Linked DNA regions of Homo sapiens: region 2 is linked to region 1. A link is a loop called in an ENCODE intact Hi-C map of the cell type or tissue named here. Cell type or tissue: Panc1. All regions are shown on one strand. Links, peaks and the distances in the headings refer to the core of each region. The heading gives the core; the rest is flanking DNA.

Region 1 (5,390 bases), core at 328-5,327:
TGTTCTCTGTGGCACCACATGCTTCCAGCATAAGCCAGAGTCACACTTACTTGTCTCTCTCTCCAGGTGACATCATGGGCTCCAGTCAAGGGTTTGCGTCCATGAACTCCTGAGCCAATTACCAACTCCTTTTCAACCTCAGTTTTTAAAATCTGTGAACATGGGTGAATAATAGTTACTCAGAGAGGTAGAATAAGGTCAAAATGAAGTGACGTTATGAAAATGCCAGGTTCACAGTAGGCATTCAATATTTTACTTATAAACAGGTTTATTAGTATGTTAACAAACCCACAGTTCTAATAGCTTCACAAAACAAAAATTCATTTGATCCTCATAATAACCCTATTAAGGTAGGGATTATTCTTATTGCCATTTTACAGATAAGGTAACTGGGGTATGGAGAGGCTAAATAACTTTCCCAAGTTGACACAGCTAGAAAGTGACAGAGCTGAGATTAAAACCCCGGCAGATTTCATACTTTTAGCGAATTCCCTAAGTATTAGTTCTTCTTTCATCCCCTCTACTGCTGATCTTTCCCCTTAATCCCTTAGGCTAAATATGTTGTCCCAACAGTCTTTCCCACAAATCATATGTTGGGAGCCCAAATCACTATGCCACATGGTGATAACAGGGCAATTGTAAAGAGGAAATAAATGGTGTTAACATACATCTTTAACAAAGCCCTTCATGATGGAGCTCCTGCCTCCATAATTCCACAAGACCCCTTTATTCCAAGCAAATGTGACTGCTTGTGATTCCCAGCCTGCAATCCTGTCTCCTGCTTCCATTACATCACACATGCTGTTTCCTCCATCTGAAACTCCTTTCTCCTCCACCTTCATTTTCTCCCTCTTTCTTCTAACTAACTCCTACCAGTTCCTTCCTGAATCATTTTATTACATTGGTGAAAAAAGGAATTGTGGTTTTTGCCATTTAAAAGTAATGGCAAAAACCGCAATTACTTTTGTACCAAGCTAATACCAGGTGAGTCTTCCGTGATTTTTAGAGTTTAGATACCCATTCACCCCATTCACTGTATGATTCCATAATAGCCAGGCAATATGTTCTATCAAAGCACCTGTCACACTGGACCACAACAATTGACTTTTTTGTTGCCTGTACTTGACTATGAGTTTTTGAAGGCAAAGACTGCATCTTATTTATGTGTGTTTCCAGTGCCTAGCACTGTCCATGTCATTAAGCAGGCATTCGACATATGTTTGCTCCATGAATGAACAAAGGTTTCGGCGACTTGGAAATTCTCCTTCTTCCCTCTAACTTCTGTATCTCTCACTTTGTCCACAGACATATATTATCCAAACAGAGAGGCAGAGAAAGTGGTTGGAAGTGTAAGAAATAGACTTCAAACACTTGAAGAGGAAGTTATGTAGAAATGGATCATTTTGATTCCTTGCATTCCCTGAGGTTGCCAAAAACATTCATTAAAAACATAAAAATCTGAACAGAAAATTAGCATTTGATCAGTTACTTATATCTAAGCATTATTATTCATTGAATCTAATTGGTTAGATTATTTCCTTTTGATTTTTTTTAAAGAGAAACAATGCTCAGTAGAGAGCATTAAAGCCTTTAATTCTAATTCTGAAAAATATGTAAATATTAATATCAAATATGTTCTAAATACCAAATAAAATAGAGTTAGCCCTGGAACAACTGGGTACACTGTTTAAGTTATGCCTTTTTTTTTTTTTTTTTGCAAAAGTATGCTGGCTATTAAAGCCCCATAAAACACAAAAAATAGAAAGGAAGTGGTGAAAATCTCCCAAATTGATCTATAGTGAAAAAGAATTGGGCAGGGTCTGGTTATTGTTATGTGACTATACGCACAAAGGTCCAAAGAACACAAAAATGAAAAAAATTCTGCTTGCGTGCCTTATGCAATAACATTTCTGCTTTTAGATTTTCTCTGGACTTTTTGAGAAAAGTATTTGTTCCTAAATTACCTGGTGCAACCATCACAATGTTTGAGAAATTTAATTCTGCTTACATCATTAGAAGCCCAGTATAACATCTCAAAAGAGCATTTTAAAAATTACTTTTGATATTTCATCCAAATTTGAATTGGAACAGGAAGAGAAGTGTCTCTTTCAATGTTATAAGGATTCAAATGTAATTATCACTTTCACCTAGAAAACATGTCATCACCAAAATAAATTTATATAAAAACTTGAAAATACAAATTAAATGGTACAATATATACGTATGTGTACATACACCTATACTTGTATGTTTTTTATTGATACATAATTGTATGTACTTATGTGGTACTATACTTGTATGTTTGTGAATATGAATTTCTGTTGCAACTATTTGAATGGTTCCTTTGAGCAATAAGTCATTGGACAAAAAAGACTATTTAAATGGCCACTTAAGATAAAGCCATTTTCTCCAACATTGGCTTCCATAGCAATACTGCGATTAACTAATGGTGGGATGTATTTTGGTAATTGGCTGTCATATCCAATCTCTATGAAAAACTGCATATCCCAGATGTCTCCACTACACATTCAACTCTATCTTGAAAAATCGAAGAAATTTTGTCCCAACACTGACAGAATAATAATGAGAACCAAGCAATGGCTTACCCTCTTGACAGCCAAAATCAAGAATGAGGCTACCTTTTTGGGTCCTCAACCTCACTCCGTGGACTGTGGACCAGACTCTGAGGATGCTCTTCAGGAGGTAAAAGCATTGTCCCTGAGCATCAGTTATCCTCAAGGCTCAGATCAAAGGAAGAGCATCTTCCATGTTACAGACCTCCACTAGCAGCTCTTGCAGTCATCCATAACACTTCTGCAGGGCTCACACTTCAAAACAAAATTCCCAGAGAAATAATATAGATAAGATTAACTGAGAAATAGATACAATTGAAGAGTTTTTTTAAAAAAAAAAAAGGGAGGGGGGCTTATAAAACAGTAACCCGATTCTTTTTTTATTCAGTTTCAATAATAAATAATTTAATATAATAATTTACGTGCATTTAAAAGGCTAGGCAATAGAAGCTCTAGGGTAAGCATGACTTTCACAAACCTGATATAATACCTATCTAAAAACAATTCATATTTATTACTGGAATAAATCCCTAAAATTCCTTTCTAAAGGCTTATCAAACCAAATTGGGTCCCAGCCCAACAAATCGAATTAGAAATCCATGTAAGTCTGCTAACTGAGTTATTAAAGTGATCTGCATGGATATTCCCAGTTCACCAGAAAAACCTTCTGTTTGGATGGACATTTAGTCAAATGCTGCCCTCTAGTGAGAAAACTCTGTTAAAGGCTACAAAAGGCCCTAAGATTACAAAGCATTCATAACTTCAAAGAAAAGACACCCAAATAAGATTAACCAAGTAAAATCTTCAACTAGAAACCACAGTTATTCTAGATTAAAATATCTATTTCATTTTTACTTTGTTAATAATGCCTATATTTTCTTTCTAAAAGTATCTTGTAAATAGGTAACATATTTAAATTACCATGGTAGGGATAGCTCAACCCGTGTGATATTTAGATATTTTTAGGCTTTTACATTTGATAATCCAATAATAGTAATTGATATTAAAGTATGATACATTTATTTGTTTTAGCTAGTGATGCAGCTAAAGAATTTGTATAAAATAAAATGGGTGATAATATGGTCTCCCACTCTGTCAATTAAAAAAACGTAAAACAAGTGGTAGATATTCCACAGAATATTTGCATTAATAATCAATACTTCACTTCTAGATATTTATTTTGCTGTAAAAGTCAAGATTTCTAATGTTCTTTAACAATATAAGAATATTGTTATATCTTCAAATAGAAAACTCAACTACTCACTTCTAATTCAGCAAAGGAAAATCTCTACTTTCAAGTTTCTTCACGCAATTCTAGTACATTTTATTCATTTAGCAGAAACAGGCATTTAGCATTTTTTAAATTGTATTCTAGACTTCGTAAACCCTGACAGTGCAAATTTCCTCCTAAGACACAATCTTATTAGAGCATTTATTCATTCTTCTGTTACGTCTTTTAGTGAACTTCATGGCTACCTGCTCTAAACCCACACTCTGCTAGTCATTTTGGATATAATGGTGAAAAGGATGGGCCTGGTTCCAAAACATATGTATCCTGTAATCGAATGAGGGAAACAGATACGCAATCAGGTAATTATGAAGCCTTACGATGAAGAGAGACATAGTACTCTCCAGAAGCAGGTAGAAGGTGTACCTGATCCATATTGGGAAAACAGGAATGCTCCACTCCCCAAGAAAGTAAGACTTGAGTTTCAACAAGGTTCTACAGCCATTGAAAGTCCTCTGAAAGTAGTGTGAGCCATACAGACCAATTTCTTTTTGCAGAAGCAATTTCCCTGATGGTTTTGTGCTTTCTTCAGTAAATCATTCCCAGTTAGATATGCAGTGATGGTATTTCCACACTCAGCACTGGTGACACTTACATTTGAATTAACTCTCCCCATAAATGTAAAGTAAAATATTTATATTTTAGTATATTTACTTAATAGAAAATTGTATTCTCCTTTCTTAATTTTAAACACATCTACACAACAATATGCCTTTCCTTTTCAAAAAAAAATAAGAAAACTAAAATTAAATTATTGTGTAAGTATATTGTCGTCATGTGCTCTAGTAGACCTGCTAGTACCCTATGTGGTCTTGGGCAAGTCATACATCTACAGTCTGGATCCTTTCAGCTCCAATATTCTGTAAGTCTATCAGTGACTCTCTATATAAATTACTCTTGGCCTGGCACAGTGGCTCATGCCTGTAATCTCAGCACTTTGGGAGACAGAGGTGGATGGATCACCCTGAGTTCAGGAGTTCGAGACCAGCCTGGGCAACATGGCAAAACCCGGCTCTACCAAAAATACAAAAATAAAAATAAAAATTAGTCAGACATAGTGGCATGTGTCTGTAATCCAAGCTACTTGGGAGGCTGAGGCTTGAGCCTGAGAGGCAAAGTTTGTAGTAAGCTGAGATCACACCACTGCACTTTAGCCTGGGCAACAGAGTGAGACCCTGTCTCAATCAATCAATCAATCAATTAGACTCTTCATTTTAAAGTATTGTACTTGTTGTTGACTTTCAGTTTTTCATCTTCTAGTCACCATGGTCATCATGGTTTACAGAAGACAAACTCTTGCTTGAGTAGGATTTAATCTTGTTCTTTCTTTTTTTATTATTTATTTTTATTATGCTTTAAGTTCTAGGGTACATGTGCACAACGTGCAGGTTTGTTACATATGTATACATGTGCCATGTTGGTTTGCTGCACCCATTAACTCGTCATTTACATTAGGTATTTCTCCTAATGCTATCCCTCCCCCCATCACCCACCCCACGACAAGTCCCGGTGTGTGATGTTCCCTGTGT
Region 2 (5,390 bases), core at 198-5,197, 590 kb before region 1:
AGCCGGGCCTCAGGTCTGCGGCTCCAAGACCTTGCGCCGCGGCTGCGACGAGGTGGCCGGCGGAACCCTTCTAACTGGCACATACTTCCTCTGTTCGCACAGCTCGGAGCGCGCTCGGCGAGCCGCCGCCTCGGCCACCGCAGGCAGAGCAGAAGCGCTCCCGAGGCAGCAGCCCTGCAGGTCGCGCTGGGCCCAGGCCCTGCTCCCCACCGCGGCTCTCAGCCCGCGCCCTCTCCCTGCAGATTTGGGTCTCTCCCAGCTCTTGCTACTATCTGGTCTGGGACAGCGAGTCGCCCCTGCGGGAGCTCCGCCGAAAAAAGAGGACCTTCGCGAGAGCGAGATTGAACTTGATTTACGATAAAAGGGCCCTGTCACTTTGTGGAGCTGATGGATTCCCGCCCCCACCCACCCCCATTCCCGCCGTCAGACTTCATTCTTTAGTGAAGAGGCCCTCAGTGTGGCTGTCCTCCCGCCTCCTCCTAACGATTCGCATACACGTCGCAGCCAGGGATTTGGCGCGGCGGCCTTGAAGCCCAGCCGCGGCGCGCCGGCTCCGTGCGGGTTCTTGCTCGGCGCGTACCCCAGCTGGGCCCCGCGCTCCTCCACCTTCAGGACCGCCCGGCCGCCACGAGTTCCTGCGCCCGGGTACAGACAGCGCTTCAGGGAGGCATGGGCGCATCAGGACAGGGGCTCTATAGGCCTGGGACGGGAATCCAGACGCTTTCAAGGACGGTACTTGGGATGGCCTACAGAGCAGGGCCCTTCTCTCACATCTCGGGGGGCTCTGGAGGGAATATAAAGCCTTCTTCTCCTGTGAAGACAATAAAATAATCTTTGCTCAGATGGGAGCTCTTATCTGCATCCAGCTTCACTCCCACCGCTCTAAAGACCTCATGGCTGCAAATGATACCTCCTTCAGATTTCTCTTCAATTCTTGGAAGTCAACTCCTCTTTGTTGATCACCCCCTACTTCCCCTTTGGCTCTTCTCTTCCTCCTTCCCACTATAGTTGGAGGTACGAAAATGCTAAGTGGAATTTAGGAACCAGTAGACATATGTAGTGCAATGGATTATCCATGTCTGTAGATTCAAGCGTTATTCGCGAGACGGGGTTTCCCCCAAAGCCTCTGGGGACTGGAGGAAGAGGTGTTCCAGGGCGCCCATTCAGGCACAGTCCATCCTCACGTGAACTAGTAGGGAAAGTTTTCTATAAAACAATGTACATTTATAATGCCTCTTTAGGAGAGAGGAATTAGATATTAGTGGTGCGTTGTTTCCCCACTCCTATAATACAAAATTAGGGTGCCTGTGGTGTAAAAATGGTCTGCATTCTAAAACAAATCAGCTGACAGAGTGTTAGGAAAAAATGTGGAAGTCCGTGCTATTCACTTCCTACTGCAGGAAAGCTAAGTTATTTGGTATAGTTTTCAAATGTCAGAGTCTCCCAAGCACATTAGCTAGGTTTCCTGTAGAGTGAACAGTTTTTCTAATGATTTAATTTTAAGCTTTTGATTTTAAATATATCTCCAATTTGATAAAATTGCCGTGTCATAATTTCTGAAAAATGCAAATAATGTTTGTTAGTAGCATTGATAATCTGATTGCCCAACTTCCTCTTGAACCAACTCTTGCCTCCTGCAGACTGGGTATCTGCAAACTGATGAGCAGAGAGATTCCAGACTAGATATTAAGAAAGACAGTTTCCCACTGGAAGTAGGGTGCATCAGAGCTGTAGCCACTTTAAAGCGTCACCTTCTTATTCATCTGTTTTATTTCCCACAAATGTTCTATTAATGAAAGCTTACCAAATTGTTTCCATTAAATTAAGAGGATTTTAAAGGGACACCTACTTTCTCACTGGCCTTGAGTGAACACACTGAGGCATTGCATTAAACATTATCATATGTGAATAGACACATAAATTTCACATAATCTTTCATTACTATGCATTGATAGATTGGCCCAGAAAGTCACATAAAGCACAATTGGATAACCGTGGGATAGCACACTTCCCTTTGTCTTCCTTCTTTTCTGGATTGCTTTGGAAATTTCTGGGAATCCACATTTCTGATTGCCCCACAAACTTTTCTAACACACATTAGAGATGACCACCAAGAGCCAGATGTTCGCACCAAACAATTCTAGCCAGCGGCATCACGTGACTACTACCCTCGCGGCTGGCTGCGCGATTGCAGGGGCTCTCCCATTGCCTTCTCTTCAGCCATTGAGTGGCAGCTACCTGGGCGTGCCTGGTTGCAGAGCCGGGCCCAAACTTCTGTTATCCATTTCCTCTTACCCGTCTCCTATTATTATTTTGAGTTAAAATTCTTTGCCCCTGCTGGCGCATAAGGGATGATATTAGGCAGCTCCGCACAGCCGATCTTGAGTCTCATGGCCTAATTTTTCCTGCAGAAGGTACAGTGCCTCTCACATGCTGAAAGTCCTCCCACCAAGAAATTTATTGGGGCAGAATTAGATTAGAATTTATATATAAACATTAAGACCTTTCCACCTCATTTAGTAAAGCAACAATGACTGCTTTCATTTCAGAAACTGATAGTAGACATGATGGCCAAGGGTCTGGTAAGAAGTGTCAGGTGGGCGAATTCAAAAGAGGAAAGTTGTGGCCTGCTGGGAGACTTTTAAGGCCCAGGTTTGCAGAATCCTTTCAGCTCCCCATTCCCTGCCTGCCTTGTCCTCCTGATTTTTACTTTGTTATTTCACATGTCTGGGGTGTTTTCATGTGGCCGAAGGTGACAGGTCAAATAAACATTTCCATTGAGAAATGTCAATGATGAAAAGATGACCATGTACATTTAAGCTTGTAAATGCGTTGGATCTTACTATTAATTAATATTTTGGAACATAATTTAAAAACCCAACTATTCAAAACACTGCTTTTTATACACAAGTGCCACATAAGGCATTGGCATTTCAAGAAGGATCCCTTCTATTTGGCAACATGTTTTACGGGCTTTTCTTTTCTTCTCGTGAATGATCTAGTCCCTTAGAGGAACATGACTGGTACTCGGTTCTGTCCAGAAATTTGGCAGAGGATATTTCCAACATCCACATTAATAAGTAATTGAATTTTAAGCAGAGCTGATCTTGATCCAAACCCAGGACTGGAAGGAATCTCAAAAGTCATCCAGTTTAATACCTATTCTAAACTTCAGTTTTTTTCTACAATGTATTTGCTTAATGGTTTTTCTCCTCTCCCATTTTTATTTTTTCCTGTAAGGATAGGAGACAAAAGGGAAGAAAACAGAAAACGCAGGATTACAGCACTTTCAGGTGATTCTTGACCTTCAATTTTAATGGAGTTAAATTTATGTGGTCAAATTCTACTACAAAAGAAACAGACTTTTTGTGAAAATCATTAAAATAACTTTCCTATTGTATAGATAATGCCTGCTAACTGTAGAAGATTTATAAAATGCTAAAAAGTAGAGAGAAGAAAAAAACTCATCTTCTACCACTCACTACTACCATTTGGTTTATAATTTCTGGATTTTTGCAGTGCATTTTTATGTAGTTGTGTCATATTTCATTTGGGATGTATATGTTTTTCCCATGTAATACAAATATTTCTTTATATTATTTAAAACTCTTTGTAAGTGTGATATTTGATATATAATAATCTCTTCCATAAATGTGTCATAATTGTGCCCAGGTGCGGTGGCTCACACCTGTAATTTCAGCACTTTGGGAGGCCAAGGTGGGAGGATTGCTTGAGTCCAGGAGTTCGAGACCAGCCTGGGCAACAGGGTGAGACCCTGTCTCTGCAAAAAAATTAAAAATTAGCCAGATGTTGTGGCACACACCTGTGGTTCCAACTACATGAGAAGCTGAGGCAGGAGGATTGCTTGAGTCCAGGAGGTTGAGGCTGCAGTGAGCTGTGATTGTGCCACTGCACTCCAGCCAGGGCAACATAGTGAGACTCCATCTCTACCAAAAAATTAAAAAATAACTCGGGTGTAGTGGCTAAAAAAAAAAAAGTACCATAGGTGTGTCAACCATCCTTCCATTGCTGGACATTTATTTTCTTTTTTAAATTTTGAGTTAAATTATACATGTATATATATTATACATTTATATGTGTAATATATATACATGTATATGTATATATATTTTATATATATATATATATATATATATATATATATATATATATAGAGAGAGAGAGAGAGAGAGAGAGAGAGAGAGAGAGAGAGAGAGACAAGGTCTCATCCTGTTGCCCAGGTTTGAGTGTGGTGTGGGATCGTGGCTCACTGCAGCCTCAACCTCCTGGGCTCAAGTGATCCTCTTACTCCAGCCCCCCCGAGTAGCTGGGGCTCTAGGTGTGTGCCACCATGCTCAACTAATTTTTGTATTTTAAAATAATATTTCAATGACCATGAAAGCAAGATTTTTGAGAATGGTTTCTGTGTGTTATTTGGTATATCACATTACTATTGATCTTGAGTGGAAGCAAAGAAAGAGCAAGAGCAAGATGACCAGCTCAGGAGGGGAAATGAATTAGTGACCAAATGAATTAGTGACCAAAGGTAGTGGTTTCACTGAATTGTGTAAATTGAGTTACCACCTGAGTTACCCTGTATAGGTTGTAGTGAAGTAAGCTACGAACATCATTTACCATTTTTCTTACGTGTATTTTAAGGCTTCCTTACTTCGGGTATCAATTTGACAGCCTTCTCATCAGAGCAAGAGACTTGCCTGACTAAAGAGTGGGAAGGAAGGTCAGATCTCTTTTGACTTAGGTTGGTAGCATGTTGCCTGCCAAGCTTACCCTGTTGTTTTCTGTGCTCCAACTATTCTGTGGGTAAGTAGAGGGCTCTAGCTTCTGGGGGTTGTCAATCTAGCACCTTTCATGAGAGCTAAATTCAGGTTAAAGAAAAAAAAAAAGAACCATAACTGACAAAGAAATTTGAGGGTGAGGGTAGGGGGTTTGAGGAAAAGAATTAAATAGCAATAGTCTACCCTTTCATTTACATGACACACATTAACCGTACTACAGAAGTTCCAAGAGAACTGTCTTGTTCTCTTGTCTCCAGGAGCCCATGTAGGGCGCTTTAATTGCCACATTTTCAAACTGATATAATAGTGGGGATGTCTTAGTAATTACCTTAATGAGATAACACCTTTCCTTCCCTCAACCTACTCATTATCACGCCTCTTGTTCAAATTTCAACTACAAAGAACTCTACTTGTAAAAAAAAAAGTCTGAAATGTATTGTTCCAGGTCTCATACCCTTAAAATAATCACACTGCACATATCTTAAAAATATGAAAGAAATAGTACACACAGGCAATTCAAATATATTAAAGGAAAGGCTTGAGATAAGTAAACTAAACATCTGGGTGCCCTTTAATTATTCTTGGTTGGATTCT

Evidence for each region. A loop is a pair of places that touch in the nucleus more often than their neighbours do. Peaks named below come from ENCODE experiments on the same cell type or tissue, not always from the same donor. Only the 100,000 strongest peaks of a DNase experiment are listed, where the experiment ranks them.
Region 2: it touches region 1 in a loop (2.3-fold over the local background); 2 of 110 quality-filtered maps call a loop at or near these places.

The regions. Positions count from the first base shown.
Region 1 is chr1:90,112,610-90,117,999 of GRCh38, reverse strand. LOC105378848 (a long non-coding RNA gene) reads right to left here and starts at 2,828. Exons shown (of 3, transcript XR_947587.2): 1 at 2,607-2,828; 2 at 51-152. In Panc1, for the core only: CTCF peaks have their summits at 3,055 and 3,255 (motif pointing left); a DNase peak (open chromatin) is centred at 3,259; H3K27me3 peaks cover 1,124 bases.
Region 2 is chr1:90,701,813-90,707,202 of GRCh38, reverse strand. No RefSeq gene overlaps it. Among named protein-coding and RNA genes, the nearest start is that of BARHL2, 13 kb to the left of the region's middle. RefSeq lists an enhancer at 364-1,158. In Panc1, for the core only: no CTCF peak of the experiment used is centred there; no DNase peak of the experiment used is centred there; H3K27me3 peaks cover 836 bases.